6 separate regions of the Mus musculus genome follow, and regions 1, 2, 3, 4 and 5 are each linked to region 6. Evidence: chromatin loops called from intact Hi-C (ENCODE). Cell type or tissue: left cerebral cortex. All regions are shown on one strand.

Region 1 (5,000 bases), 200 kb before region 6:
TGTGCCCTCTGCCCGGAATGTTCTTCCTCCCACTCTTGGAGCAGCTGACTCCTCATCCCTCTGGCCTCAGTTTAAATGCACTTCAGGAGGTATCTGCTGCTCGCACCCTCCAGTTGGGCACCCATCCATACTCTGTCACAGCCCTGCTCAATGTGGAACCGTGGAGGTGTTTGTGTTTTGTAATCCTGACTTACCAAGCATGTCCAACCCGCAGCTTGGGGTCGCACGTGTCCCGGTGTGCTGTGAATGCAGCCCAGCACATCTGTAGATGACATCATATTACCTTATTAAGTCTGAGAAGCAAGCTTTAGTCACTGCTGTCTTTCCTATGGCTACAGTATCCTGCCCAAACTTGCAGACTAAAAGCAGAATCCATGTTTCTGAGGGACTGGGTATGGGGAAGCCTAGTAACCCAGTAAAGGCCCCACAGACTCAGACTCAAATCTCTGCAGATCGGGCTTCTGACCACCATGGCCATCCTCCTGCATGAGATCCCCCATGAGGTAAGTGCCCAGATCCCCAAGGTTCCCATGCTCAACATGGGTGTGCGACCTGTTTGGGGATTTGGGGTGGGCCTTGCCCACTGAGGTGGTCTAGAGGAGGAGGGGGGCTCGGCTTCATTAGATACTGGCCCGGGTGAGGGGAGACAGGAGGGTGGGTGTTCCTGTGATCTGGTTCTTGGTTGAACATCTGACCCTTTCCTCAGGTGGGTGACTTTGCTATCCTGCTCCGGGCTGGCTTTGACCGATGGACGGCAGCTAAGCTACAGTTTTCTACAGCCCTGGGAGGCCTTCTGGGGGCCTGCTTTGCCATCTGTACACAGTCCCCCAAAGGAGTAGGTACGAGAGTGGTAGACAGTGGTGTTCAAGAGGTACACCAGCCAAAAGGCTCCTTTGCCCTGCTGCTATTGGGGTAGTGTCTGCCTGGTGTCCCGGGTAGGAGGGTGGGGATACATACAGTGCCGGAGCTCACTCCCAGCTGGCCCTCCCCTACAGAGGAGACGGTGGTCTGGATCCTGCCCTTCACCTCGGGAGGCTTTCTCTATATCGCCCTGGTGAATGTGTTACCTGACCTCTTGGAAGAAGACGACCCGTGGTGAGCAACCTACTGGGATGATCGCTGGGCCCAGGAGGAGCTGCTGCCTCTGGCAGCCTGGCCTAAGTCTCCCCTCTCCCAACAGGCACTCCCTGCAACAGGTGCTGCTGCTCTGCTCCGGTGTTCTGGTGATGGTGCTGCTTTCATTGTTTGTTGAATAACCACTGCTCACAGCCCACTCTGCACAGCGAGCAATGAGACTCCAGTCTGTTCTGTGACCAAGTGTGAGAGGCAGAGGGTGAATGCTAGAGAGGAGCCTCTCACTGCACAGAGGGTGTGTGGTGTGCACACGCAGCCAGAGTGGGAGAGAGACCGACACTGTGACCCCTGGGTGCAGAGCCCAGAGCCCAACGTAGCACCTGCCCAGACACCCCACTGTCACCTAGCAGCAAGGAATGACAGCACCGGTGCCAGCACAGGCCTCACTTCTCATTGACAAAGAAACCAGCCCAAGGAGCCCAGGGCTACAGCCCAAAGAGAGGGACAGAGCCCAAAGTTGTTCCTCCTTGGGGCTCTAGCCCAAGAGAGAAAAGAAAAAAACAAACCCTCTGCTTACACATCTAGGCCCCAAGCACTGTAGAGGCAGAGGCAACACAGCTTTTCCCTGCTGTCCATTTTCCTTACCCTTCCTACTTACCCCCTCTACAGCCAAAGAAATGGGAGGTGGGTGCTGTGTAGCCCCAGCCCCGACTCAGCACTGATGTCCTACCCCTCCCCAACGCTGAGCAGGCAGCTGCTCCAAGACCTCTCTCTAGGGGCAGCCAGCCTGGCTAGCACGTTTCCCCAACAAATATTCCCTGGCCACACGGGCAGCTCTCACCACCTCCAGCTGCCAAACAGCAGCCTGCAAGTCAGCAAGTAGTCCAGGCTAGCCGTCTCTCAGCACAGCTCTCCGGGATGCTCCTGCCAGCACAGGGTCCAGCAGGCATGCATGCCCCAGGCAGAGACAGTGAGCCTTGCTGCCCTCTCCAGCTCAGGGGCCCTTGTCCTTTGGGTTAAGAGTAAGATGGGGGTGGTGAGGGCTCCACATTGTCAGTGCTCAGGAATGTGAACTGGAAGAATGCTGAAGCCATAATCCCCAACTATTTCCCTTGGCTGACACCCAGGTACTCAGCTGGCCCAATCTACAGCCAGACTCCAGCCCTGCTGCTCAACTGTGGATGTTAGAGATGTGGCCACTGAAGAGTCTGACTGATCCACAGCAGTTATGCTGTGGCTCATCTTTATCTGTAAATACTTGTTCTGTAGATATAAATAAATTACTTAGACCGGCTGCCTCTTCCACATACTAGGGCTGTCAAACAGCTCTTCCTAAGTGCTCTTGACAGGTCTGTTACACTTGCTGTGCATCTCAAATGGTTTCCTATTTTCCTGCCATGTTTCATTGTTGGCTTTTTATCCCAGTAATGCTTGAGCACCAATTTGAGCCTTCCTCACCATTGGTGATCTTATGGATGTAAAAAGCCAAGGTATTTATTTCCCTGTTCCCCTTTAACAGTTCTCACCTGGGGACTTAGAGCTACAAAGTCATCTCCTTTTACTTCAGTGAGATTGTAGTTCATTTAAGAAAGCTAGGTGTGGTGTCAGACTGTAATATCAGCAACCAGGAATGGAGACAGCAGAGGAATCTGGAGTTAAAAGGCCAGCCTTCGCTACTTAAGACCCTGTCTCACTTGAGCCTCCCCACACCACCCATTTCCCTAACATGGGCTGGAGAAGAGGGTCTTTACCAAGCTCCCTTCCTCTGACTGCACCATTATCCTCACACAGCAGGGGGCACTGCATCTCCATCGGTAGCTGAAGGAGAATCCTCCACTTTTCCCAACCAATAAACAGCCTTCAGCAGCTCACTGGTTGGGACAAACCATCTGTGTGGTGCACAGATGAGCCCAGAGTAAGTAGGTGGGAAACAGAATCTGCCACGCCCTTAACTGGGAATGCTCAGCTGCCAGTGTCCCATCAGCACAACAGTCAAGAGGGAGATAGTCAAGAGGGAGATCTTCCACCTAAGCTGACCTAAGATAAGGGACCAAAGCCTAAAAGGTCCAAGCCCAGCTGTCTTTACTGTCAGCAGGTGCTCAATGAGGGCTGCCGCTGCCTGCCTGTCACATGAGCCCTGCAGGAGGCTGATAAGCACAGGCCACCCCTGTCCCTGTCCACCACTTTACTCAGCCTCAAGGGATAGAGAAGAGGATCCTGCGATGCTGTGAGGGAGAAGGGAAGGTGAGGGTGGTGCCTACACTCGCTTGTTTCATGGCCAAGAGTAAATCCCATCTGGTTAGGAAGACAGGACACCTACATGTAGGCCAGAGAACAAAAATCACACTTTAGCTGCTGAGCGCCTGGAGCAAGATGGAGCCACACCATAATCGACAGGCAGCACATGGGTAGGGGAAAGCTAGAGAGCGAGCAAGGTGGCCTGCAGAGGTATGCCTGTAGCTTGCAGTAGTCATGTCCGCTCGGGAAAGGGGAGGGGAAGAAGAAAGGAGCAGTGCTTTTTTTTTTTTTTTGCCTCTTTTGGGCAATAAAGTGGAAATTTTTTGAGGATTAACAACTTTGAAAGGCCTTTCAAAGGTTGCCAAAGCCACTGGTAAAACAGCTGGCTGGAAAGTTGAATGATGGGCCAGACAAGGTGGCACACAGCTTAAATTCCAGCACTCTTGAAACTAATCTCAGGGGCCACAGGCCAACCTTGTCTACATAAAGTTCCAGGCTAGCAAGACTACCTGTAAGACCTTGTCAAAAAAAAAAAAAAAAAAGTGACTGATGGGTTTGAATCCCTGCTGTGCCCTCACAACAGTGCACTTTCAGCGCAGCTGCCCAATCGCACCTGTAAAATGAGGACACCCAGGCCAGGGAGATGGAGCTATCGATAGACACACTCACAGCATAACCTGAGTTCTCAGGATCCAGGTAAATACACGGACTCTCTAGTCGCTATCCTGATAAAAGTTATGCATTAAGACCTATTTAGGGGCTGGGGAATGTATCTTATAGTTGGCAGAGTTCGTACCTAACAAATACTAAATCCTAGGTTCCATTCCAGTGCCACATAAAACTGGGAATGGTGGGACATGCCTGTAACCTCAGCACTTGGGGCAGCAAGAATAGGGCTGGCAAGACCACAGCAGACTGAAGGCTGTGGGGCTTCATACGGAGCAGGGCAGACGGCAGAACTCAGTTGGTGAGAAAACAGCGTGGATCTTGCTAAAGGTTAGTTCGTGAACCAGAAAAAATGAGAAAGAGCTAATAAAGTCATGGAAAAATATGTGGCCCAAAAGTCTGGACACTAGGGGATTATTTTAACAACTAAAACCCTAAATGTTGGTTTTACAAGACAAGAACTAGAATACCAAATATGCAAGGTGGCCTCTTCCTTCTGGACTCTTAAGGTCAGAGTGATGGCAATGAACAGTGGAAAGATGACATAAAGAGGCTGGGGGAGGGGGCACTGGGGAGGACTCAGGCAACAGCTGTGCTTGCACCTCCTGCCATGGGGCCTCACCCAGACAGCTGGTTTGGGTCCCATGGCCATCTATAGAATTTTTGAGGCTGTAGCTTCTGAGCAAAAGGCCTTCTCCATACATTCCACTCCCACCCAGAGTCCACAGAGGCTGAGAAAGACTGTGGCGAAGAACAGAAAACACCTTTTATTATCAACTTTAGCCCTCAGACCAGCGGACAGACTAGAGGTGTCCCCTAGGCATAGTATTGTAGGTTGGCTTTCTTCTTGGCCTGAACCTCCAGGATGCCCTCCATGTAGTCCTCATGAGTGAGTTCCGTGGCTCCCCTGCGCAATGCGATCATACCCTGCAGCCGGACAGAGAAGACCCAGAATGCCTCCCTGCACTTCCAACTTCCTAAGTGTGGGTCCCTGACCTACCCAGGGAAAGAGCAAGGCTTCC
Region 2 (5,000 bases), 190 kb before region 6:
GTGGGCAGGGTCTCCAGGATCAGATAGGAGTCTTTGTTCACACCCTGAGAACAGAGCATGGAGCTTTTGTGTTTATCCCGGTTCTGTCTAATGCTCCAGAGGACAGTGATTTGTAGTCTAAACAGAGAGCTACAGCACTGGCAAATTGCAAGAATCAAAGAGGCTGCAGACAGAGTCGCTGCAGCAGTGGCAAGGCAGCTTACTGGAGAATCCCTGCCCGTGCGCAGGTATCACTCACCACCAGGTCTCCTGGCTTCAGCTTTTCTGCATCCACCAACCCAATCACTGGCAGGAAGTATGTCTGTAGGAAGAGTTACAGGCAGTCGTAGCTACACGGAAACTCCCCCATGCTGCCCCCTGCCCAACTGTGACTGAGCCAACCTTACCTGTCGGGTAGAAGTTTTGATCACCGCACACTTGCCCTTCCTCTGAGAGTCCAGGTCAATGTTGGCACCATCCTCCTCCTGGTCATTGGGGTCAACGTCCAGCAACTAAGAAAGAAAATAGGCTCAGTTCCCTTCCCAAAATCCACTACTGTGTGTGCTCAAACAGTTCCCTAAACCCACAAGGCCACAGGCCTTCCTTCCCTCCTCAGTCTAGCCTTAAGCTTAATAAACATAGATGATGTGTTAGGGGGTTGACAACACCTTTGTTGAGGTGCTGCTTCTGTTTGCAAAGTTCATCTGCCCCAAGAAGGAACAAAAGAAGAAAATGGCAGAAATCTGTGACACTTCTAAGGTCTTTGCAGACTTAAACATTGCTTTTTACACTCTACCCTATGGGCCCCATCCCTAGATGTCTCCAAGCCTCCTGCCTCCTCCTCTTCCCACACACAGACACACACCTCGATGACATTGGAGACAAGGTACGGCAGGGTTTTGTTCACTTTGATTTTCTCACTGTTCTCTTTGATTTTGTCTTTCATGGCTTGGAGTTCATGGGTGACTCGCAATACTTCACTCTTCATGATCTGGGATAAGAGAAAACCAATGTTCAACCCTGATTCAGCCTGCATTCATTACAGCCCTCTAATAGATGAGGTCCAGGTTACCCGGGAGACCCATCCAACCAGATCTCAGGCTTTCTGAAGGCCCAGCCTGTACATGTCCAAACTGCAGAGGTCAGGACAAGAGGCCAGTGGGAAAACCTCCTGACAAAGCGGCTGTGGGACAGGGCTAGGTATTTTCCATGGGTTTGAGTGTGAATTCATCCCTCTCTGAGCCTCGGGTTCCTCATCTGTAAAATGGAGATCTGAGAACTCCGCTGCCTGCACCGGAGCCAGGAGCCCACCTTGATCTCGCTGTCTAACAGCCGTGTGCGCTGGACAATCTCTTCCGTGGACATCTTGAGCACCTCCTCCCCAATGCCATCTTGCTGTTCAAATAAGAGAAGAAGTACTTATTTACTGTAACTCAGAGCTGCCATCCCACGGTCCCACAGCCCCCTCAGCGCCTGCTTCCTTAACCCAACAGCAGGATGAAGTCGGGACAACCCAAGAAGCTCTGCAACCAGTCCAGACCGGACCTGGCCTTCCAGCCACCTCCTTTCCCGGCCTCCAAGAACGTCTAACCTTATAGCCCAAACTTTGGGACGCCCCTCAGGTCTCCCAACACTCACCTCAGCTTCATCCCACACGGTCGCCATCTTCTCCTGCCGAGTCACTGGACTCTCGGGCGTCGGCAGCAGATTCATTTCCTGCATGAAGAGGCCGAAACTGGGAGTGCGCACGAGCCCCTGAGGGAGCCCAGCGCAGCCTTTCTCAACGTCTTCTCTCCACCCGTGGAGAACTTCACCCGCGATTCCTGACGCGACAGAACGGGTTCTGTCCGCGTCTCCGAGCGAATCTGCCGCTGGGACTCCACGAACCAAACCGAGGCTACAGGGCCCGCCCCGTGGCTCGCCGGTTGCTCCGGTTTGTGCGGGAGCGAGGGCTGGGCTGCTATTGGCCGGCGTACAGGCGGGGCGGGGCTTGCTGCACAACCGGAAGAGGCGGGAGGCAGGAGAAAGCCGCGGAGTCTTTCGGGAAATGCAGTTTTTAGCCTGGCGGATAACTGAAAAGGAGTTTGCACAGGTGCCGGTGCAATCTAAGAACCCAGGTAAACTTGGAATTCACGGATTTGCAAAATGTCCAGTGTGGTGGCGCATGCCTTTAGTCCCAGAACTCTGGAGGCAGAGGTAGGCGGATCTCTGAGTTTAAGGTTAGCCTGGTCTAGAGTGAGTCCAGGAGAGCTAAGGCTACACAAAGAAACTCTTGTCTCAAAAACCAAAAACAAAAGGGAGGGAGGAAGAGGGGGGGGGGAGAGGGAGAGAGAGAGAGAGAGAGAGAGAGAGAGAGAGAGAGAGAGAGAGAGAGAGAGAGAGAGAGAGAGAGAGAGAGAGAGAGAGAGAGAGAGAGAGAAAGAAAGAGAAAGAAAGAAAGAGAAAGGTTGAAAAGAAACTGCTAGGTTTGATGGCACATGCCTGTCATCACAGACACTGAGCCACTGCAAAGATGAAGCAGAAGGATTGCTGCATATTAAGGCCACCCTGTGCTACATAGTGTATTTCTAGCTATTCTGGTCACACTGTGAGTCTTAAACAAAAATAGCCTAACAAAACCCAGATAAACCATTGCTTCTACTAATATTAATGCAGATCTAACTGTCCACATAGGGAAGTTATTTTTGTTACAATGTACTGTATATATGTTTCTACTCTTGTTTAAAGTATTATATCTACACAACTCATGTGCTGTAAAGTTCTAGTCCTTTAAAAAATTTTATTTATTTATTTTGATTTTTCGAGACAGGGTTTCTCTGTGTAGCCCTGGCTGTCCTGGAACTCACTCTATAGACGAGGCTGGCTTGAATTCAGAAATTCACCTGCCTCTGCCTCTGCCTCTGCCTCTCAAGTTCTGAAATTAAAGGCCACCACTGACTGGCAGATTTATTTATTATTATAAATAAGTACACTGTAGCGATCTTCAAATGAACCAGAAGAGGGTGTCAGATCTCATTATGGGTGGTTGTGAGTCACCATGTGGTTGCTTGGGACTTTCAGAAGAGCAGTCTTACCTACTGAGCCATCTCTGCAGCCCAAGTTCTAGTCCCTGAAAGCTGCTATTACAAACTGTTTAGGATAATCTGAAAGGCAAGTTAGTAATTAGTTACCCATAAATAATGACATTTATGGTCATGTTAGATACTAGTTTAGTTAATTACAGAAATAAGCTTTATTTAGTCTAAAGATGTTTTCAAAGTTACACAGGTTGTAAATAGCTATAAACAAGCAATGCTTGCCTATTCAACATAGTCTATGTCGATAGATGGTCTTCAAACACTTCAGAGATCTATAGAATATGGCATTTAAGATGTCTTAATAACAAGGCTTTTTTTGTGAAATTGAGATGCATCAGCTCCTGGCATTACCTAAATATTATTTCAAAAAGATAATGGGCATTGAAGACCCTCCATATGGAGTTTGATTCATATGTGGCAAAGCTAGCCACCTGGCAAAAGACTGTCCTTGCTTCAATTGCTGACAACATGCTGTCTAAACCATGGACAGTGGGACACAGAGGAAGTCAACTGCCAAATGTTTCCAAGACAAGGTAGGCCAGTCCTTCATAATTCCCACTTCACAAAAAAGTGTGTCAGATCCAGGACAGCCAGGGCTATACAGAAAACCCTGTCTCAAAAAACAAACAAACAAACAAACAAAAAAGTGTGTCAGACATTGTGGCCTGTAGGCTGAAGATAGATACCCCACCACTGCAGAGGAACCTTGGGTGAAAACAAGGCAGCCAGCAGCCAGCAGCCAGCGGTCTCTGTCATTGCTGTAGTCTTGGAAGCTGCTTGCTCAGCACTTCCTGTTTTCTCGGGTCTCTGATGGGATTGAAGACTACATAGTTGCAGTCTCACATTAAGCTTAAGTTGTGAACGGTTTAAGAAAATGCTTTTAGGTCTAAGAAGATGTTTTTAGGTTAATACATGCAAGTTATGATAAAAGTGAATTAGGTACAGAACTTTGTACTCAACAAGATAAGATAAAGAAAGGTTACTTTCTTCAAGTTTGCCAAATATAAATGGACTGGACATTATGAATGTAATTTTTGTTTTTGTTTTTTTGGTTTTTCCAGACAGGGTTTCTCTTTGTAGCCCTGGCTGTCCTGGAGCTCACTCTGTAGACTAGGCTGGCCTCGAAATCCACCTGCCTCTTCCTCCCAAGTGCTGGGATTAAAGGCATGAGCCACCACTGCCCAGCATGAATGTAATTCTTACCTGATAGCTTTCATAATTGTTCTTATTGTATACAGTTTATTGATGTTAGAGAAAGAGCCTTTTATTGGACAAAGACAGGGAGAGTTTTAAGGTGATCTTTTTGTGCAATACAGTCTAGCCCAAACAAGGCACCAGAATCAGTAAAAGACCCTGTCTCAGGGGGTGAGAGGAAGCAAAAAGCAAGAAGATACTATTTAGACCTCTATCCTAGCCATGCTCATATCACACACACACACACACACACACACACACACACACACACACACACACAGGGAATACAGGACAGGAGGTGGGAAAGGATGGAAGATCTCAGCCTGTTTGGGTTTCTCATTATGAAGAATGACGGGACCGATCAGTTCTCTTGAGAGTAAAAGAGTAGTGGTGGTTGGGGAAAGATGGGAAAGACAGATGGTTTGAGAACATTGCAGTGCTGAGGGAAATTAGGACTCACCAGGGAACCATCCCAGCAGGAAGCTGAGATTCTGAGCCTGGCCTCAAGAAGAAAGAAAGCAGCTTGGGACATCAGGCCCATCGGGGCCTTGAAAGGGAAGAAAAAGCCCAGATCAAGGGATGAAGGAGGCCCTGCAGTCAACACTCTGGTGCCGGTACAAGCTGGAGCCAGGAGGGCATCGGAAATGGCTGGGTAGCTCCATCTGACCCTAAGCTCCTGGGGAAGGGACCAGGGATGGAGAGGATAGTCAAGTGTCCTTTGGCAGCTCCGGTCTCCTCACGCTGATCACA
Region 3 (5,000 bases), 48 kb before region 6:
TGGCTCACTCCTGGAATTTCAGCCCCCTTAAGGCAAGAAGTTGTTCCAGGCCAGCTTGGTGTATTGTATGTAGTGAGCTCTGGGTCAGTCAGGACACAGGACAAGGAAGTCCTGCTTCAAAATGGGGACGGGGGGTACAGTTCTTCATGCACAGAATTGTACATGTATATGCTACTTTTCCTTTGTTTGTTTATTTTGAGACAGGGGTCTTAAGTCCTGATCCGATTCTCCTGCCTCCACTTTCCAAGTACTGAGATTACAGGCATGTGCTAATACACCCATTTTGTATTTGTGATTTTGGTCACTAACCTCAGTAACTAAAATTGTGACTTGTGTGTGGTGGTTTGAATATGCTTGGCTCAGGGAGTGGAGCGAGAGAACCCTGACTAATACAATGTGCCTTGCTGATTTCATTCATTTCAACACATATTTTAGCATCAGGTTTGAATTAGTTATTGTAGCTTTGGAGACGAAGGCCAACTGTAAGAAAAGCATTTCTTTAAGAGTGTGGCTCATACCTGTTATGTTAGCACTTTGTGAGTGAAGGTGGGAAGATCAAGAACTTGAGACCAGCCACAGTGTGTGGTGAGGTGGAGGCCAGCCTGGGCTACATGAGCCTGTGTCTAAAAACAAAATCACAGATAAGAAAAGGGTACCCTCTTCCTGCCAGGCATAGTGGTGCACACTTTTAATCCAGCTCTCTGGAGACAGAGGAAGGCAGATCTCTGTGAGTTTGAGGCCAGCCTGATCTACAAAGTAAATTCAAGGTTAGCCAGAGCTACATAATGAAATTCTGTCTTGAAACCCCTGCTCCAAAGAAAATTATAAAAGAAGAGCACCCCTTATTATATATGCTATGTTAATAGTTATCATTGAGAATCTGCAGAGTGGGCTGGGGATGGATTTCAGTTGATAAACTGCTTGCCTGGGATACACAAAGCTCAGTGCAGAAGGCAAACAAGGCATGGTAGTGGCACAGGGCCGACATCCCAACACCCCAGAAGCAAGAGGATCAGGCATCCAAGCTCATCCTGAGCCACACACGAGTTCGAGGCTAGCCTGGGGTATATAGGGCCCTTTATAGAAAAAGAACAAAAGAACATGACTGTCCCCGGAATTTCCCAAAATATTGTCACAGGTCTCAAGGGGGTCATTAGCTGTCAGAGTTAATACTCACTAATGTGATCAACTGTATAAACGGAGAGGCCACCAAAGCCACAGACAACGCTTGACATGTGAGTTGCTGCCTTTGTAAGATGGCACTAGCCTAGAGCAAAGAAATCTCCAAATCTCCAGGATGCCTAAGGACCTTCTGGCAGCCTTGCTAAAGTAGCAAGTTCCTGCCTCCAGCCACCCTCACTTCCACCCCCTCAACCCTGATATATTCTGCATATTTACAGGATTTAGCTGCATATTTAACAACTCTGAAAGTGGTTCTGGTTCAGTTGATATACAAGCAAAAATATGCCTTCAGGTTCTGCTGATTTGATTGGTGGGATTAAACCAGCCTTCTTGCAGTCATTAAGTTGCAGGGACTTGCTAAAATAGCAAGGAACATGGAGGCCCACACCTGTACCTTCAGCACCTGGGAAGTAGGGGCAGGAACATCAGCTCACAGGCATCCTTGGCTACACAGTGAGAATTGAGGTCATCCTTGCTTACATGAAACCTTATTTAAAAACCAACAACAACAAAGAAGCTAGTAAAAGCAGCTAGAGTGTATTTGAAGTCTTAAAGCAAAAACACTGTTGTCTAATATAACAAAAGGCTTTATTTCATTTCTCTAGTTTCTTAAATAATGTTACACAAAACCAGGTAGGCTTTTCATTTTACTTTGTTTTTTTTTTTAAGGAGTGAAGGAAGTCTTATTCTATAGGGTAGACTATTCTTGAACTCTACTCACAGCATCCTAGCCTTGGAACTTTAGGCATGAGCCCCCACTCTTGTCTAAAGTATGTTGTTTTAACTTAAAAATAACCCCCTTTTTTTTACTATGTACCTCTCAAAAAGTGGAAAAAATATTTATGCACTAATGGTAGAATATATATTTTACTAGTGATCCTTGCCTACAGCTGGATCACTGCATAGGCCCTAACTAAGGCAAAAACATGCTTCCTAACGTTATTTTAAGTGGGGGAAATCTCAGGAGCTAACTTGGCAGGCACTACACCACTGACCTACATCCTTCAGCCCCGTAACTTTTGCAGCTGAATTTTTTTAAAAAGATTTATTTATTATTATATCTAAGTACACTGTAGCTGTCTTCAGATGCACCAGAAGAGGGCATCAGATCTCATTATGGATAGTTGTGAGCCACCACGTGGTTGCTGGGATTTGAACTCAGGACCTCTGGCAGAGCAGTCAGTGCTCTTAACCACTGAGCCATCTTTCTAGCCCGCAGCTGAATTTTTTTAAACTTTTTTTTTGTTGTTGTGGTGGTGTTTTTTGGTTTGTTGAGACAGTCTCACTATGTAGCTCTGGTTGGCCTGGAACTTATTATGTAGACTCAAATTCATAGATATCCTATACGTTTGCCTCCCCACAAACTGGGAGCTGGGGTTAGTGTTCTCCCCCACCCGACTATGTTGGTAGGTGCTTAGTGGTTATAAGCCTCCCAATGGGGGTGCTAGAAACTGAACTCTCCTCCAGGAGCAGTAAGTGCTCTTAGCTACTGAACTGTCTCTCTAGACCCACAGTAGATTTTATAGAGCTAATAAAAGAACTAAAGATCCAAGCATTTCAAGAATATTTGAACATAGTTCTAATAGCAGCATGTCTGCTTAGTGGAAGGTGAGCTTTCAATAGCATTTCTGTCTTTGGAAAGAGTTACCTTATAGTAAACCCTGGCATTTGCTGGCTGTTTTGCTGCTTGGGACCTCCTCTTCAAACCATTTACCTCAAGCTTCTTTGATTTTCCTTTCCTTTTTGTTCTGGTTCTAGGAATGGAAGAAAGCAGGAGTTGAGCAGCTACGGCTCAGCACAGTCGACATGACTGGGGTCCCAACCTTGGCCAATCTCCACAAAGGAGTCCAGTTTGCTCTCAAGTACCAGGCACTGGGCCAGTGTGTCTATGTGCATTGTAAGGCTGGTCGATCCAGAAGTGCCACAATGGTGGCAGCCTATCTGATTCAGGTAGGAAAAGTAGCGCTGGAGTAGCCTTGGTACAGCTTTCCAGATGTTCAGTAGCATTGTGTACTGACAGGCCTTGCTGGAGTGAGCCATTACCCACTTCTAGGCTGTCAGAAGGAAATATGGCATCATGCCAAACAGCCATGCTTTGTGCACAGGCCAGCTTCTCTGGTCCTGCCCTTACCAGTCAGGATAGATAAATGTGGATTCTCCTCTCTGATGCTGTTTCTTTAGCTTAAATGTGACAGGAAACTTAAATGAGAAGGTATGTCAAAGTGCTTGCCTGCACAGGTCTTAAAGAAAAAAAAAAGGAGTTTGATTGTTAAACCCAGCAGAAGACTGGAAGAGCCTTATTTTTTGTTTGTTTGAGATAGTATATTGTTATATAGCCCTGAATAGCCTGGAATTCATTATAGAGACTGGGCTATATAATTGAGGCTTGCAGCAGTCCTCCTGCCTCTGCCTCCTGAGTGCTGGGATCACAGGAGTGCACCACCACACCTGGCCCAGTTTAAATAGCATGGCAGGGGCTAATTCAATAGTAGAGTGCTTGCCTAGAGTGCATGAGACTCAAACTGAGTGTGAGGACCTGCACATGTGAGATGGAGGTGGGAGGATGAGGTTCCAGGACATGCTCAGATACCGGACTATGGAGCTCAAGGGCCAGAACAGCAGGTCGGAACACTTAGTGTTGTAGTGCTGATCACTGCTGGCTTTATGGCATTTCAGGATAAAGCTCTGACATGAGTTTTTGTTGTTTTACCATATTTTCTTATTTTATGTGTATATGGCTGGGGACTTTGCTCAGTGGTAGAGTGCCTGCCTAACATATATGAAGCCCCAACTTTATTCCCTGAAATGGGAGGGAAAAGTATTGATTGACAAGTGGAATGTTTTAAAAATATTTAAACACAAATGTGTTATCGTCCATTATCATTACCTGATATCTTTCCCTTTCCAGGTGACTCATTTTTGGCCATTAGTCTGGTTCTTGCATAATATTTTTCAGTCAAATAGGTAATTTAAGGAAATATAAGAACTGGCCTAGCCCTGTTAATATGGACTGTGTGTGACTGAGCTATACCAATGCTATTATAGAGACTTTGCTGGAAGCTGGGTGTGGTGGTGTGCAGCTGTAACCCCTGGCATTTTGGAAGTGAAAACAAAGGACCTCTTTGACTTTACAGCCACCTGCTCTGCATAGCATGAGTTTCAGGTCAACCAGGTAGATATAGTGAGACTGTGTCTCAAAAAATACCATGAAGAAAAAAATATGCTGCAGTAATCTCAGGAGAGTACTTTGGTCTAAATGAGATTTGACCCAGCAGGCTAGGGTTGTTTAATTCTGATGAGTTCTAAATCCATGTGCATCCTTGAAACATAAAGGCAACACTCCTAAATTTAAAAAGTACTCATTTTCCTAGCTATGGTGATGAATTTCAGGAAAAGGGCTGCCAGAGGCCCATAGAAGTTTTTGTGTATTTTGTGTCAAAGTCTCCTGTATTATAGGCTGTCCTCAAAGTCAGTTACGTCAGTGAGCATGACCTTAAACTTCTGATCCTCCTGCCTCCCCTCTCAAGTTAACAGTCATGTATCTAGGCACCCAGTGTATTTGGTGCCAGGACTTGAACCCGTAAGCTTCATTCAAGCCTGGCAAGCATTTAACCACTGTGCTATGCCTACTTCTAGAAATAGGAACTTCATATATATATATATATCATGTATGTATGTATATATATGTGTGTGTGTATGCATGTGTATATATATATGTATGTGTGTATGTATATATACATATATGTGTGTGTGTATGTATGTGTATATATATGTATATATATGTATGTGTATGTATATATGCATATATATGTATATAT
Region 4 (5,000 bases), 230 kb before region 6:
TGAGTTACAGACAGCTGTGAGCCACCATAGAGGTGGTGGGAGCCCCGCTGAGTCCTCGGCAGGATCAGCTGGTGCTCTTATCTGCACGGCTCTCTCCAGCACCTGAGCGTTTGCCATTTTGATAGTTTTAAATTAAACATTTAAAAATGTATTTCAGGCTGGCAAGATGGCTTCCACAAGTTGTTCTCTTACTACGTGCACACCACACACACACACACACACACACACACACCCCACATACAGAGAGAGAGAGCGAGAGAGAATATAAAAATAGAAAGCATATTTAAATTTTCACCAAACATAAGGCTATTCAGATCATGTAATTTCCTTGTCCAAAACTCTCCAGTAAGATTAATTACAGCTTAGTAGCAGAGGGCTGTCCTGGCAAAGACACAGGATACAACATATACTCCTCCATGGCCCTCAAACCTTTTTTGATCTGCCTTTTGATGGCCACTTTGGTTTCATGTTGTCTCCTGATGATGATCTGTAGCCATGTGTCTGGCTTCCTGCTCTTGTTTTTGCTGCTCCCTGTCCCCATCCACCTCACATGTATGGTCCTTTCTCTTCAGGAAGATTTCAGCTTAGCCATTACCCTCTCAAAGGCTTCCCTGAACATCATGTGAACAGAGCTTCCACACACCCATGAGTAGAGGAGGGGAGGTGTAAAATGAGTGGAAGGATGGGTATGGGTAGATGAGAGAGTGAGTAGATGAGTGGGTAGATAGGTAGAAGGGTAAATGCATAGAGGATGGATAGATGGATAGGTGGGTAGGTGAGTGGATAGAAAGATGGGTAGATGGATGGGTGATGGATGGATGGATGGATAGATGGATAGGTGGGTGGGTAGATGGATGGATGATGGATTGGTGGATGGATGGATGGATAGATGAATAGGTGGGTGGATGGATGGGTGGATGTATAGGTGAGTGGATGGATAGAGATGGATGGCTATCACCCAGGCCGTGACTCCTTTGGGGTTTGCATATCAGATATCCTCCATATCAGATATTTACATTAGGATTCATAACAGTAGCAAAATCACAGTTATGAAGAAACAAAAAAATAATTGTGTGTCACCACAACATGAGGAGGTGTATGAAAGAGTCATAGTACTGGGAAGGTTGAGAACCACTGCCCTCGCTGCTCGCTTGCTCTCTTGGGTACAGCAATGCTAACAACACATACTGAGCCCTCACCCGGTCCCGTACTTAGCATGGTACACACAGCCTCACAGAGGACACATGTCACCTCATCAACCTGTTATAATTCTGCGAGATGCTTCCATGATCTCAGTTTCCCAGATGAGGTAGGGGCACTCAGAGAGGCTCTGTTGCTTGCCCCAAGGCTGGCAACTGCTGAAGTCAATGAAGAAATTATTCCACTAAGTATCGCTTTCTTACAGTGTGGACACAAAGGACAGGCAGCAATCAGCAGAAGGATGGGAAAGGCAGAAAACTTTTCTTGAGTCTTCTAATAGAATGTTCCAGTAGGGATCCGGGACAGCACCGATACTCAGATGGCTAATGACTGCAGAGGTGGGGGTGGACAGGGCACCCAGAGACCCTGGAAGAGTCTCTGAAGGAATTCTGGGCTTTCGCCTTAAGTATAGAGCCATTTCTATAGCCCTGCTCCAGATACAAAGAACTCCTTGGAACTCTGAGCCAGGGAAACCCAGCTTCTATGAAGTGCTGGCTCCATCTTCAGCCACACTCCCACATCTGATATCTAGATATTCGGGCAACTGCATAAAGGTAAAAGTGAGGAGGCCAAACTCTTGAAGGAAATGCCTCTATCTAAACGTAGACTAGGCCAAAGAGAAAGCAACCGGGACTGAGAAAGAGGCTCCAAGCCCTGCTTTGCTTGTGAGACCTGAGCCACCAGGGGGAGCCCTCCTCAAACTCAGGGAGATTTCGGTCAGTCCTCCAACTCTGCTGGAAGGGTGGGTGGCTATGGTGTCAGTCACTCAGACCTGGTTCTTAATCTGTGTGGGGGAAAATAAGTATAACGCAGGCGGAGATAACGTATGTTATCTGAACTTCACCCAGGGAGGGTGTGTTTCTTGTACACTTTGAACATGTCTAAGAAGAACAAAAGAAGGCATTTGGAAGCTTTCCTAGCACTGGGGGTGGGGGTGGGGTGGGGGTGGTCCTGAAAGGACCCTGTGCCCCTGAGGTGGACCCTCCTGGCAGGACACACTTCCAGAGGACTTCATGCTGAGTGCCAGGTGAAGGTGCTCTCAAGGTTTGGCTTCCAAATGAAAAAGCCTTAACTGTGTGGCATCACAAGTGACAGTCCTGGGTGTGGCTGTCAGGTGTGGCTGAGGTGCTGAGCATTTTTGACCTTGAACCTCCAGATTCACGAATTACGGAGAATCCCCCATCCCGGTCTGGAACAAGGTGGCTGTGCTTCCTGGTTTGTTTCAGGCGACCTTCCCCAGGCACTAAGTGTCTCTTCCCTCTCCCCTTAACTTTCTAGAGAACAAGGCTGGGTTTTGGGTGGACAGTTGGGGCCAGGCCTCTTCACTATCTCCATCAGACCTGGGGTGGAGGGCTTGGTGTATGCTGAACAAGGGACACTCGGAGGCTTTCCCTTGACCAAGACTGGAGACCCTCTGGCATCTACTAAAAGTTGTTTGTTTGTTTGTTTTAAAGTTGCTAAGCCTTTTGCCAACAGAATTACCAAGTCCCAAATCTCAGTAGTGCAATAGAGAAAGGCTGTTAGCCACACAGTAAGGAAGGGAGGTTTTCCAAAGGGGGTTTTGGATAAAGGGGAATAGCAAGAAAAGAGAGAACGCGCTAGAATGAGTGGTTAGGAAAGAGCACAGGCACAGGACAGGTCACGTGGACCAGAGGTCACTGGCCTAATCAAGTCACTCAGCTCCCCACCTGTCCTCGTTTATTAAAAAGACCCCAGGCTGCCCAGGCCCAAGCCAGATGGGGTTCCACCCAGTGCTGAGATGGAAAGTGGACTACGCTCCCCTTCGCTAACCCAGACTCTCTCTCCAGTGATAAGCACCCACAGAGAAAAGATTAGTTTTCTTCCGTGGAGTCTCAGCAGGTGTACAAACCACATTTAAGGGCAGGTCGAGCTCCGCGCTCCCTGGGTGGAGGGCCAAGCAGAACGCAACACTGATGAACTCAGTGTGGTTTTGGAGTTTTGTCTTGTTTTTGGTTTTGTCTCACAATACTTTGGGCACTTTTAAAAATCAAACCTTATGGTCTTCTGGTTTTAAATTTTTATGGGACTTCTCTCTCTGTGTGTGAATGTGTTCTCTCTCTCTCTCTCTCTCTCTCTCTCCCTTCTTTCCTCTCTCTTCCTTCTTTCCTCTCTCTCTCTCTCTTCCTTCTTCCCCCCTCTCTCTGTCTCTCTCTCTCTCTGTCTCTCTCTCACTTCTTTCTTTTCTTTCTTTTTTCCCCCCGAGAGAGGATTACAGGGTTTCTCTGTGTAGCCCTGGCTGTCCTGGAACTCACTCTGTAGACCAGGCTTATATGTGTTTCTTGCACTTTTTCTTTTGGCTCTTTTTTTTTTCTGTCTGTCTGTTTGTTTTTTATTTTTATTCTGGTTTGTTTTTATTTTATCTTATGTTATTTTTAAGTGTCTATTTGTTTCCTAATCAGAGAGAAAGTGAAGGTGTGGATTTGGATGGTGGAGAGAATCTGGAATGAGTTGGGGAAGGGCGACCCACAATAAGAATATTTTGTATGAAAATAAATCTATTTTTTTTAAAGTCCCCAAGGACCAGACAAGATAAATGAGAAAGAAACTAAATTTGCCCTTGGCACAAGAAGATGCTCAGGGATCAGAGATAGGGCTGACATTGTGGGATACAGGGATGAAGTTGCTGCCTGCATCTTACTCTCAGAATTCCAAGTAACTTCAGGAGTCTTTTCCTCTCTCCAGCCCCAGGGCATGCTGGGATGAGGGGTGGAGGACCAGGTACTCACCGCTATGGCTTTCTCCATCGCTGCCCACGAAGGAGTAGTAGTCATGCATTGGACGTTGGTATAGCTCTGAATCGTAAGTAACCAAGTCATCCGATGGCTGCCGAGAGAGAAAGGTGTCGAGCCTGAGCTGTTGAAGATATTCCAGTGAGGTTTAAAGCTAAGTTTGAGGCCTGTGACCTTCCCTGACTGGGGCACCTGGGAGCTGCCCAGCCTTTGCTTCGAATCCAGAGCATTCAGGGACACAGTGGGTAAGGCGGTGCGGGAAGTTCAGGACAGCGTGCTAACAATGAGGTAGAGAGGTCAGAGGTCAGCAGATCCAGGGCTAAAGAGAGGGTGCATACAGCCCCTTCCTCACTTCTCTTATTATCCACTGCACCGTTCCACACACACCTATGACCATGGGGGCCTGTTGCCCTCTCCCGTTCCCACCAACTCATCTTCCCCCACACGTACAAACACTCCCTGTGACACACTTATACCCAAAGCCGTGGAGACTCACTCTCACATGTCCACACACTCACTCTTGGGTTCCTGTCTCGGTCTCACACACAGGCATCCTCACCCTCTCGTGAGCCCCCCCCCCCCCCGTCTCACACAGGCCTATACATCTGCTCACACTCACAGACACCCACTGTTCTCTCACCCCCTGCAGGCACACACATATATATTGACACACACAGGCTCACATCGAGTCCCAGCCATCAGTACATTCACATGCCTTTCAGAACCAACCAGGTCCCACTCTCCAGTGCTACCTTGGGGCCCTCTGTTACCGCCTGACCCTGACTCCTCCCCTCCTGTTAGCCGCTGTCCATCTAGTCTCAAGAAGGCACAGTCCGACATGATGACTGTCATGTTGATTATTTGTTTGTACGAAGGTCACCCAGGCAGATTTTGGGGATCAAGGAACTGTCCCTTTTGCCTCCTCCCTCCACTGTCCTTTTGATGGGAGACTCCCTGCCACCATTAATTTCTCTCTTCCCTCCTCTTTGTCCTCCTCTCCTTCCTTTGTCTTTCTTCCCTTCTTTCCCCATCTTCTTTCTCCTCTGCCTC
Region 5 (5,000 bases), 150 kb before region 6:
AGCCTGGTCTACAAAGTGAGTTCCAGGACAGCCAGAGCTACACAGAGAAACCCTGTCTCGAAAAACAAACCAACCAACCAAAGTCATTTAAGTGCAATGGTGGCACAAACACTGATTGTACGTAAGTGCTACTATTTGTATAAGGACAGTTAAGACAGCACATTTTATATGAATATACATAAATAAAAAACATTAAGGGCAGATGAGGTAGCTCACACCTTAAACCTCGGCACTTTGAGTTGAAAGTCAACTTGATCTACATGAGTTCTATGCCGGCTAGGGCTATGTAGTGAGAGACTCTGTCTCAAAAATAAACATTAAACAAGACTGGATAGCGGAATTACAGAGAAATGCTGCAGAGGAGCCTTGGCTCCCACAGGTGGTGGCACTTCTGCAGGAGCAGTAGTGATCAGCAGTCACCTCTGGGCATTAGGTGCACGGTATGAGAGCCACAAGGCCCTGCTGAGTCTCTCCTCACTGAAGCCTGGGGTCACTGCAACTGCCTATGAAAAGCTGGGTAACGAACACACTAGTGTCTGCTTTTGAGACATTTGTCTCCGGTGGTTAAGAGACAAGGGCCTGGGATCTGGACGGTTCAATCTAATTCTGAGTGCCCCCATATTCTAGCAGCAACACAGCTGCTGTTCAACTGACTTGTCAGTATGTAGCTGGGGAGGTGGGCAAGCAGTCCTGTCTAGGAATGATGTAAAGACAGAATGTAGACCGAGCCTCACGTTTCCCACAACAATTTACTGCAGCAAATATTCCAATGGACATTAGTTAGGGTGAATATTTGCAGATTCCTATAAAGTTCTGCTTCTATTTCTGCAGTGTTGGGGATCAAACCCAGGGCCTCACATACCCCAAGTAAGCATTCTACCATTGAGCTACATCCCCTGTCCCAGACTTCTGATTTTAAACACACTTAAAACCAGGCATGGAAGTGCATGATAGTCATTTCAGCATCAGGGAGGCTGAGGCAGAAAGGCTCCTGAGACTGTAAGGTCAGCTGGGATTACATGGCAGGATTCTGTTTTGAGGGGGGGCAGGGGGTAAGAGCAGAAATGGAGACCTAAAAAACAGTAATTAAAGGCAAGTGTGGTTGACAAGAGCTCTGTTATTCCTCATGTGATTATCAAATGGACAGTGTCCAGGAAATACCTGAGTTACACTACCCACCAGGTCCACCCCAAATAGAGGGGCTCCACCCACAAGTCAGCTCTAGCGCCCAGAGAGGCGGCTTCACCTCTGTGAAGACTGGACCACCCAGTACCAGGAGTCTCCATGGAGGGTGGTAGCTGTAGTGAAGGACTGGACAGAGACAGGGCTGTTGCTCGGCCAGAGTCTCTGCCTCTTTAGACACAAGTAGCTGAACTGCAAGCTCCCAGAAGTTCAAAGGCAGTCCTAGGCAGGAGGCTCCATTAGAGAATGATCTAGAATACCTGAAGAATTAACTTAAGGCACCTTAAAGGTCTAACTACTTTTGGGGCTGAAGACTAAAGGCTTGAAGAGAAGGCCATGATCTAGGATTCACACAGGCCATCAGCTGTAATGGAAGAGGGAGGACAAATTAAAGCTACCAAAGTGTTTCAAGGTGTTTCCATATTATGGTTACTTTGTAGAATGCAGACATGTCACACAACTAGCATTCCAGAGAGAAACTGTCTTTTCCTTCGGGAGCTCTGTGTGACTTCAGCTGAATTATCAATAGGTTCTGTCAGCATGGAAGTCACCCACATCCCATCCCATCCCATCCCATCCCATCCCATCCCATCCCATCCCATCCCATCCCATCCCATCCCATCCCCTCCCCTCCCCCCCTTTCCCGGGCAATTGACAACGCAGAAGACAAACAGTTCTTCTCAAACAGTTTAATAGCAAATAAACAAAGGAAGGTACCACACTTGGCAGATACAAAATGACTTTTTGTCTGTGTGTCTGTGCAATTAAAACAGATTTAGGTTCCCCATTGGGACAAAAGGAAACACACACAAAAAGGAAGGAGAGTCCTTTTAAACACATACTCCCTTGCTCCAAACTTTTAACAACTTTTTCTTTTTTTAATCCACTACACAAACTGTGATTAGGTAAGAAAAGCGACACGGGCTCTTCTTGCCCTTTTTTTTTTTTAAAAACCATTAAAGCAAAATCCATAATTTTCTACAGAGTACAACACAAGTTCACACACAAAAGACATCTTTTATAAATCAAACAGGAAAAAAGGAAAGCTCAAACAAGGTCAAGAAAAGCATTTCTACGGCTGAATCACGACTTTGAGTTGATTGAATCCCGTTGTTGCTGCAGAACAGACTGTGCGTTTGGTCATAGTGGCAATTTTTTTCTCTTCACATTGTGAAATCACTTTACATTGTTTTCTAGTAGAAAAGGCAAAAAACTGTACAAAACCCCTAGTGTTAAATACAACGTTTGTACCAATAAAAAACTCACACAGGTTTGTCTCCAAAATGTAAAGTTTCTTTTTTTTTTCTTTTTAAATTATTCACAAAAAGCAGCTGGAAATCAGAAAGGCAGCTGCCGCTCCAGGGTCTCAAATCCATTAAAACCACTACGGAACAATTAAAACAATCAGAGAGAAAAGGAAAAGGAAACAATGTCCAACATTTGGCATTTGGTTTTATCCACAGGTTTTCCCAGAGCTCCTCTTGGAATCGAAAGCAAACTATATTGGCAAGCCCAGCTTCTCAGTACACAGGAAGGGGACCGCAGCACCTCCTGCCGACAGAGGCGCTCTGTGCAGTCAGACTGTGGGCACACAGCAGGCTCTCTCATGCTAGGCGCTGGCATCCTACCACCCCTTCCAGGACCTTAAGCAGCATACTTAAGTCCCCCACTTGGCTGCCATTTCTTCCTAGTAAGGTGGCCTCAAGCATAATATATTGGGCAACCTGTAGGGGTCCCAGAGCAGAAACTGTGCTGGAGTTCCTTCAACACCAGGCAGAGAGTGGATGATGCCAGACCGTGCTTCTCTCCCCACCCCCATCCTTTGCTGCACCTTGCCACCCTTTCCTGGACAACCTTGCTTCCACTTTCCCTCCCACCAGTGCTTAAGTCTCAGTGGGATCTGTCAAAAATCCTCCCTGCAGCCTCTGCTCTTCACAGATCCATCCCTGTCTACTCATTTCCTCTAGCCTCTCCTCCTCTATTCACATTCTTCCAAGTCCCCAAGACCCTGAGGCTGGATGGTGCTACAAGAGAAGAGGGTAAGTTTCCCTTAGGAAACCAAAGAACTGGCTGGCCTGGCACCCGGGAACAGTAGCTATCTGGCTCTTCACCCAATTTAAAAACAGTTTCTTGCCCTTACCCCAACTCTATTAGCTAAGTAAGAGCAGAGCCATAGTGAAGAGCCAGTGCGGGGTGGTTGGTGCCCAGAGCTGTAAACAGTGTGAAGACTGTAGTATTTATTGTGCTTGTCACCTAGGGAAAGCGCAGGCAGGCAGGTATATTGCCACTCAGTGCACCGATGGCCTCCTCTGGGTAATCAGAAGTACTGCCCGCCTGCCCTCCCTCCCTCCGTGATCTAGCCTTGATGCCCTAAGCATCCTGCCTACCCACAGCCACCTTTGGTTCTGCTTCTGCCTCTGGCCCCCTGTACTCCCTGAGCAGAGCAGCCAGCCTCCTGGATCCCCCACTGAGACCTGGAGGCCACCACAAAGAGTGACAGTCTAAGTGCACAGGCAAACACTCTAAGGGCAATAGAGGAGAAAGTTGCCACTTCAAAATAAAACGATACAATCTTGAGAAAAAAAATCAACCCCATAACAATTTAAAACATCTTCTTTGAAACCCCTTTAAATCAGTCAGTTTTTGCACAAACTATAGAAAACAGAGAGGTGAAGGTGATACATACGAAGGTGTGAAGAAACAGCAGGAAACATGCACAACTTGTTTTTTCTGGGCATAATCTTAGTAGGAAAGGAAAAATTCAAAACAAAAAGGCAAAAGAATACAAAACCCAAAAAAGTTGAAAGCATCACATTTTGCTGTGGAGACTGTAGGAAGAAGCACGGGTGTGAGCTGGCTGAGCCGAGGGGAGGGGAGGGGAAGAGGGACCCTAGGGCTTCCCTGCAGGGCTGCTTCAGGAAGAACCACAAAAGGAAAAGAAAAAAGGCTAGCTGGGGCCCAAACCTCAGCATTCAGTGAAAAGGGAATGGGGGTAAGGGTGTATTTCAGACATTTTTCTGCAGTTGAGAACTCAGAAAAACAAAAATTAATAACAACATGCGGTCTCCTCAAGCCCCAAAACTATGTCAGCAAAATGTGTTCAGGAGCCTCAAAGATTTTAGTGACATCTTTTATTTCATTGTTTATTTCAAAGTTGTCTTTAAAACTAAGCACACAGAGGAACAAAGCCTGGAAGCGGACTGGCTGTGTGTTCACAAGGATACAAACACCACACGGCATGTGCTAGTAGGGCTGCTCTGAGACAGTTACAAAGAATTGGAATCACAAAATCAAGTGGTTATCTTATGAAGTTCTAGAAAAATAGATTTTTTTTTATATTCAAATGCAAGTTTAAATATTTTCCCTTCAGCAGTCGTTCTAGCAAAACCAATTTGGCAGCACAAAAGGGAAAAAAAAAAAAGAAAGAAAAAAGAAAAAACAAAGAAAGAAACAAACATAATAAAATACACATCAGCATCAAAGGTCAACACAAGGTCAAAGGTGAGAGTTCAAGCATCAGAGAAGCTGAAGAGACAGGGATTTGGACGATGTACTTGACGCCACATCGACATGCTTTAGGCACAACGATGAACAAACGGCAGGAATCTAGAAAAAAAAACAAACCAGAAAGAGGGAGATCCACTGAGTTACACAGAGCAATACATCCAAACAGAGAGAGAGAACAGGACACTCACTGTATGCAGCCCTGAAATGAGGAGACGGGGAAGGGCAGGGGTGGGAAATGACAAGAACTTTTGCACATGCTAACAATGGACACAGGGGAAAGTTCAAAAGGACATGAAGGACACCAAGAGAAC
Region 6 (5,000 bases):
AGATGTCTTTACCTGATGAGCCATCTTTATTCCCTACTAGACTTTTCATGATCTTATCATTTGTGCATCTCTCAGTGGACAGGAAACACCATGGAAGACAAGAATATTTACCACAGGACTTCTGTCCTCTGCTGTGCAGAGGGGTAGGCTGGTATTGAATTCCAGGGGCAAGTGAGCAGGACAATGCATGGCTGCTCCCATTCTCACCCCTCTCCTTTGTTTTTAGCCAAAAGACATTCTCATCAGTCCTTCTGCCACCAGGAAGGCAGGGTCCCAGACTGGATAGAGAATGTGCAATGCTGGGTCTTGTCCTTACCTAACCTTTGGCACTTCCTGCTCCTCGGAAGCAGATGCAGTACCTGACATTTGCCATGGAAACCTGGCTTTTCTAGGGAACTCTTTTGGCTGCCTTTCTGAGGTAGAGGTTGGTGCCACATAGTTTCAATTGGAGAGTTGGAGGCTTAGTGTCAGTTTGTACCCTCACGACCCTGCTCTTATATAACTGCTTTGTCTTGCTGTCCTCCAAGTCTGTCCTCTGCCCGGATTTCCCTGTAACTATCAGGATCTATTTGAAGATGTTCTTCAGGGTTGTGGCAAGTTTGTTCCAGAGCAGATGTTTTAATACAAATCGTACTTAAATGGTTGTAGACAAGTGATTTTGGACCCTGTCACTTCTGAGACATGGCCGTGAGACAGTGGTAGGCTAGGTTAGTGTGAGCAGACTTGTTTTTTTTAAGATTTATTTATTATTATATCTAAGTACACTGTAGCTGTCTTCAGACGCACCAGAAGAGGGCGTCAGATCTAATTATGGATGGTTGTGAGCCACCATGTGGTTGCTGGGATTTGAACTCAAGACCTTCGGAAGAGCAGTCGATGCTCTTAACCACTGAGCCATCTCTCCAGCCCGTGAGCAGACTTTTAACACACACATACAAACACACACACACACACACACACACACACACACACACACACACACACACACTACTAGGCCCTTAAGATTTCTCAAAACTCATGTAAGCACAACTAATGGAAGGTCAAGTTCTTATCTCCCCTAGAAATATAGTCTTTAAAAAAAGAAATAAAGAAATGGGCCAGGTGGCAAACACCACTAATTCCAACATTCTAGAGGCAGAGGGGGATGATGTCTTAAGTTTGAGGGCAGAGGCTCTGGACTGGAGTTAAGAGAGCTTTGAGCCACCTAGTCTGAGTGCTGGCAAAGGGAACTCAGGTCCCCTGCAACTGTGAGCCTTCTTAACTGTTGGTGTTGCCCCACCCAGCCCACTCCAGCTAGTTCTTCTAGAAAGCCCAATAGGGAGCTGAGCACTGTCAAACTATAATCCCAGCAAATGGAGGCTGAGGCCAGCATGGGCCACACAGAAAGACCCTGCCTCAGCTAAACTAAGCTAGGTCATTTTAAAACCAGCTGTGGCCAGGCTGATTCCAACCCTTGGGAATATCAGAAAGTCAAAGACAACTAAGCTATTATTTTGAGAGCTTATCTCACAACAGAACACTGCAGACCAGTAAAACAATCTAGAGAAAGTGCTAGAGACCAAGAACTCAACTGCAATTCTCCTCTTAGCCTTCTTTGGTGCTGGCATTTCAGCCATGAGGCATTGTGACTGTTTGAGACAGAGTCTACATAACTCAGACTGACCTCAGGCTGTGATCCTCTATGCTTCAACCTCCTAAACTGTCAGGATTATAGACAGGAACAGGACTCATTTCTGAGACAGGTTCTCAATATGTAACTTTAGTTGGTCTATAGCTCACTATGTAAATCTGCCTGCCTCTTCCTTCCAAGTGCTGGGATTAAAGGCATGTGCCACCACACTCAGCTAGTATCTGCTTTTTGATATAGCATCTTTATGTAATCTAAGTTAGCTTCAAACTTGCTATGTCATGGATGATCTGTGAACTCCTGACCTTCCTGCCTGTATCCCCCTGGTTTTGAGTTTGTATCACTGCCCCCATTTTTTCTGATCTGCAGTTAGAACCCAGTTACCAGCTTCTGTTAGGTAAGTGCTCTACCACTAAGTCACACCTCTAGAAATAAGACTTTTAATTTTCACTGAGCAATCCTAGACCATTCAGCAGGCCAGATGCACAGGCACAACCAAAGTTCTGCTGCCCTCTGGTGGTGGACAGGTTCTCACAGCCAGCGGTGCTCAGAACCGGGGAGCGTATATGTGTACAGAAGCAGCAGGCTAAGCATGGTGCATTTTCCTACATCATCTTTACTTGACTTTTTTTCTGGGAGAAAAGAGTAGGTAATGCAAAACACATTTTATATTAAAACAGATGCAGATAATAATGAATAGAATATAAAATTTACATTACTTTTGAGACAAAGTACTTTTGACATCAAAGACATTTCAAACTAAGCTACTCATGAGCTTCTGGTCGCATCCCTAACCCTGAGTGGGAGAAGACCCTGCGCGCTCACACTACCTAACATCATGGCCTCTGCTGCATTGACAGAAGTCTAAAAGCAGCAAAGTCAGTGCTTACTCATTTGGCAAAGTATCAGGAATCGACACCACAGGGCTTTCTCATCTTATGAGCATTTTAACTGCCATTGAAAGGCCTGAGTGAATAGGAAGGAGCTCAATGCTTGAGTTGAAAATTTTCCTTCTAAAGTGATTTTGCCTTCATTAAGTGTTTTTTACATGCCTAACTGAGGGTCTGACATTTGAGCTGGACAATATCCTAAGAACCATGTGGACTTTGGTCCACGTCATCAGATAAGGAGTTACACTTTCAAGGGTGTCATCAGAAATAAGACCCAAACTACTCACCTTCTGCAGTAACAAGAAGGAAACAAACGCTTAGGAGCAGAAGCTTATAGGCAATGGGAGCCGCGGTGAGGCCAGACCTTGGAGGCTGTGGGCACTGAGCACTCGGGGTGCTGCTGTGTGTGCTGCAGTGCTTGCTTCTCGTGCTACACGAGGCTAGGAGCTTCTTTGGAGTGAAAGGCCATCATACTCCCTTCCTTCCCAAAGCTTCCTTAAGCCTCTGTACCTGACCTTCTTCTTGGTGGTGGTGATGCCTTTCCCTTCTGTAGGAACAGAAGGCAGAAATCTACAGTAACTCAGCAGCACTGAAAGGTAAGATGGGTCGGCTGCTTGGAAGCATGGTGGGAGGTAGACTAGTGGTTGCTGCTGACTTTCTAGCATCTGTCTACTCAGGTCATTCATAAACTCCCACATGGTATGCTTTCTTAATTTTATCAACTTATAGAATTAGCTGCTTCTTATTGGGGTTCTATTCTTCATTTGACAAAGCCCTAACCTGAGACTCAAATCTACATGAAAACCTGCTTGTTCCTTTAGGGAAATGTGTCTGTTTTCTGTTTAAAACAAGAATTTGGAGAAATAAATGTCTCACTTCAAATAACTAATGGGGAACCCCAGTGGTAAAAGATGTTGTGCTAGGACAAAGAACAAAAAAGGCAGACACCAATCACCTCCATTTTCCCAAGATTAAATGATTATTAAAAAAGCGTGCCACACTGTATAGAAATCAACATTCTCTCCCATAATTCTGTGCATTGGGACTATAGAAATGTCACTGTCCCTGCCCCACATCTTCAGATTAACATTCTTAGGTCATAACAGTAAGTCTTCCCACAAGGAACCTTCCGGAAAAACAAGCTGTTTCCTCGGCTCATATTTCCCTGGAAAAGAAAAGAAATAGAAATAAAGTCTAGCATGAAGATGAACACGGCAAATCTAAACCAGCACACAGAACTGGACAGGTTTCTAGGAGATGTAACTGAAATGAGTACGTCAAGACTGGACCCAGTAAAGCCGTGTCATAGCATTTTCATTAAGTACCTCTTATACCAGTCTTTTTCATATATGAAACACTGTTGTTTGAATAACATATGAATAACACAGATCTTCACAGGCTAGTCTGAGAATGTTGTAGAAAATGCTTAGCTTTATCTGATATAGCACAGATTCTCTAAGCATGTACAGGATCAATGATTTCCCAGATGAGGTCTGTCTGGCACCTCAACCCGTTTTCTATGTTCTTTCCTCCTACAACAGGGCATTGCTTGGGAATGGGAATGGGAACCGCAGTAGGAAACTGTCCTATAAAAACAGTTAAAATCTGGTCTGGAGAAGAGCTGGGGGTGCAGCTCAGTGGTGAAGGGTTTCCCATACATGTGCAAGACCCTGGGCTCAGTGACCAACACCACAAAAAGAAATTGAAAAACAGTTATGGAAAGGTAGCATTGTGGCAGAGCTCTTGCTTTTTATTTGGAAGGCTCTGGGTTTGATCCTTAGCACTCCAGGAAACAAAAACAAAACAAAATAATAAAAACAACAAATCAAATTAAAACAAGAAAGGGTTAGTAAAACTCAGAAGGAAACCCACAACATCAATGGCACTGAACTCAAAGATTCTAGCTTGGATTCAGCTAGCATAAACAGTGAGCAAATGTAACCATAGTAACAACTGGGCCTTTTCATTCAGAGTCTAGTCTGGGAGAGCCTGAGTTCTGTGAACAAAGCCTTTCTCATCTATATCTTGGGTTCTGTGAAGTAATGCAACAAAGAGCTTCTTTATATCCTTTCTCTGCAATCCTTTAAAAGTGATTGCCACTCAAACCCATCTGTAAACTGATGGCCAATTTATGTGACCCCATGCTAGAGTTAGTCTATCCATTATATTAGTGCCTAATAAAACTTCGTCTAGATTGATCAAAAATATTTGGTCAATGATATAATTCCCAGCAGTAACCATAAACTATAGTTTTGACAAACTCATCCACTAACAAAATAGGAAGCAACAGCTAGTTCTGTAGGTATCACTTTGACAAACTTTTGTCAGGTAAATAAAGTAATGTCTTATTTTCAGTCTTCACATCTAACTGTGAGGAAAGAAGTACATAAGAGGTTCTCAGGAGTTACAGAAAGACAAGTCTGCTGGGCGGAGCTCAGTGCAGAGCATGTGCTCAGCCTGTGTGAGGTCCTGGGTTCAATTCC

Evidence for each region. Peaks named below come from ENCODE experiments on the same cell type or tissue, not always from the same donor. Only the 100,000 strongest peaks of a DNase experiment are listed, where the experiment ranks them.
Region 1: it touches region 6 in a loop (7-fold over the local background); 20 of 42 quality-filtered maps call a loop at or near these places.
Region 2: a loop joins it to region 6, with 4 times the contacts of the local background. A loop is called at or near these places in 20 of 42 quality-filtered maps.
Region 3: it touches region 6 in a loop (2.2-fold over the local background); 8 of 42 quality-filtered maps call a loop at or near these places.
Region 4: a loop joins it to region 6, with 10 times the contacts of the local background. A loop is called at or near these places in 11 of 42 quality-filtered maps.
Region 5: it touches region 6 in a loop (2.0-fold over the local background); 3 of 42 quality-filtered maps call a loop at or near these places.

The regions. Positions count from the first base shown.
Region 1 is chr2:91,059,159-91,064,158 of GRCm38, reverse strand. It overlaps Psmc3 (proteasome (prosome, macropain) 26S subunit, ATPase 3), which reads right to left. Exons shown (of 12, transcript NM_008948.2): 12 at 4,721-4,905. The coding sequence ends at 4,795. Slc39a13 (solute carrier family 39 (metal ion transporter), member 13) reads left to right here. Exons shown (of 10, transcript NM_026721.3): 7 at 453-503; 8 at 707-839; 9 at 996-1,095; 10 at 1,181-2,378. The coding sequence ends at 1,256. Among named protein-coding and RNA genes, the nearest start is that of Psmc3, 7.6 kb to the right of the region's middle. In left cerebral cortex, a CTCF peak has its summit at 2,870 (motif pointing right); DNase peaks (open chromatin) are centred at 146, 1,385, 2,927 and 3,315; H3K27ac peaks cover 1,609 bases.
Region 2 is chr2:91,050,949-91,055,948 of GRCm38, reverse strand. Psmc3 (proteasome (prosome, macropain) 26S subunit, ATPase 3) reads right to left here and starts at 1,933. Exons shown (of 12, transcript NM_008948.2): 1 at 1,618-1,933; 2 at 1,291-1,374; 3 at 845-970; 4 at 387-491; 5 at 239-301; 6 at 1-44. The coding sequence starts at 1,701. It also overlaps Gm13778. In left cerebral cortex, CTCF peaks have their summits at 2,765 and 2,971 (motif pointing right); a DNase peak (open chromatin) is centred at 1,937; H3K4me3 peaks cover 1,734 bases; H3K27ac peaks cover 1,207 bases.
Region 3 is chr2:90,912,116-90,917,115 of GRCm38, reverse strand. It overlaps Ptpmt1 (protein tyrosine phosphatase, mitochondrial 1), which reads left to right. Exons shown (of 5, transcript NM_025576.2): 4 at 2,941-3,132. Among named protein-coding and RNA genes, the nearest start is that of Ptpmt1, 3.4 kb to the left of the region's middle. In left cerebral cortex, a CTCF peak has its summit at 2,257 (motif pointing right); DNase peaks (open chromatin) are centred at 341, 1,416 and 3,175; H3K4me3 peaks cover 1,136 bases; H3K27ac peaks cover 2,408 bases.
Region 4 is chr2:91,098,474-91,103,473 of GRCm38, reverse strand. Spi1 (spleen focus forming virus (SFFV) proviral integration oncogene) reads right to left here. Exons shown (of 5, transcript NM_011355.2): 2 at 3,948-4,044. Among named protein-coding and RNA genes, the nearest start is that of Spi1, 4.3 kb to the right of the region's middle. In left cerebral cortex, a CTCF peak has its summit at 1,877 (motif pointing right); DNase peaks (open chromatin) are centred at 100 and 1,884; H3K27ac peaks cover 200 bases.
Region 5 is chr2:91,016,354-91,021,353 of GRCm38, reverse strand. It overlaps Celf1 (CUGBP, Elav-like family member 1), which reads right to left. Exons shown (of 14, transcript NM_198683.2): 14 at 1,857-4,788. Among named protein-coding and RNA genes, the nearest start is that of Gm13777, 12 kb to the left of the region's middle. In left cerebral cortex, a CTCF peak has its summit at 2,736; a DNase peak (open chromatin) is centred at 2,762; H3K27ac peaks cover 2,158 bases.
Region 6 is chr2:90,863,866-90,868,865 of GRCm38, reverse strand. Mtch2 (mitochondrial carrier 2) reads right to left here. Exons shown (of 13, transcript NM_019758.3): 13 at 2,056-3,682. The coding sequence ends at 3,596. Among named protein-coding and RNA genes, the nearest start is that of Mtch2, 19 kb to the right of the region's middle. In left cerebral cortex, CTCF peaks have their summits at 796 (motif pointing right) and 2,149 (motif pointing left); DNase peaks (open chromatin) are centred at 2,135 and 2,478; H3K27ac peaks cover 1,617 bases.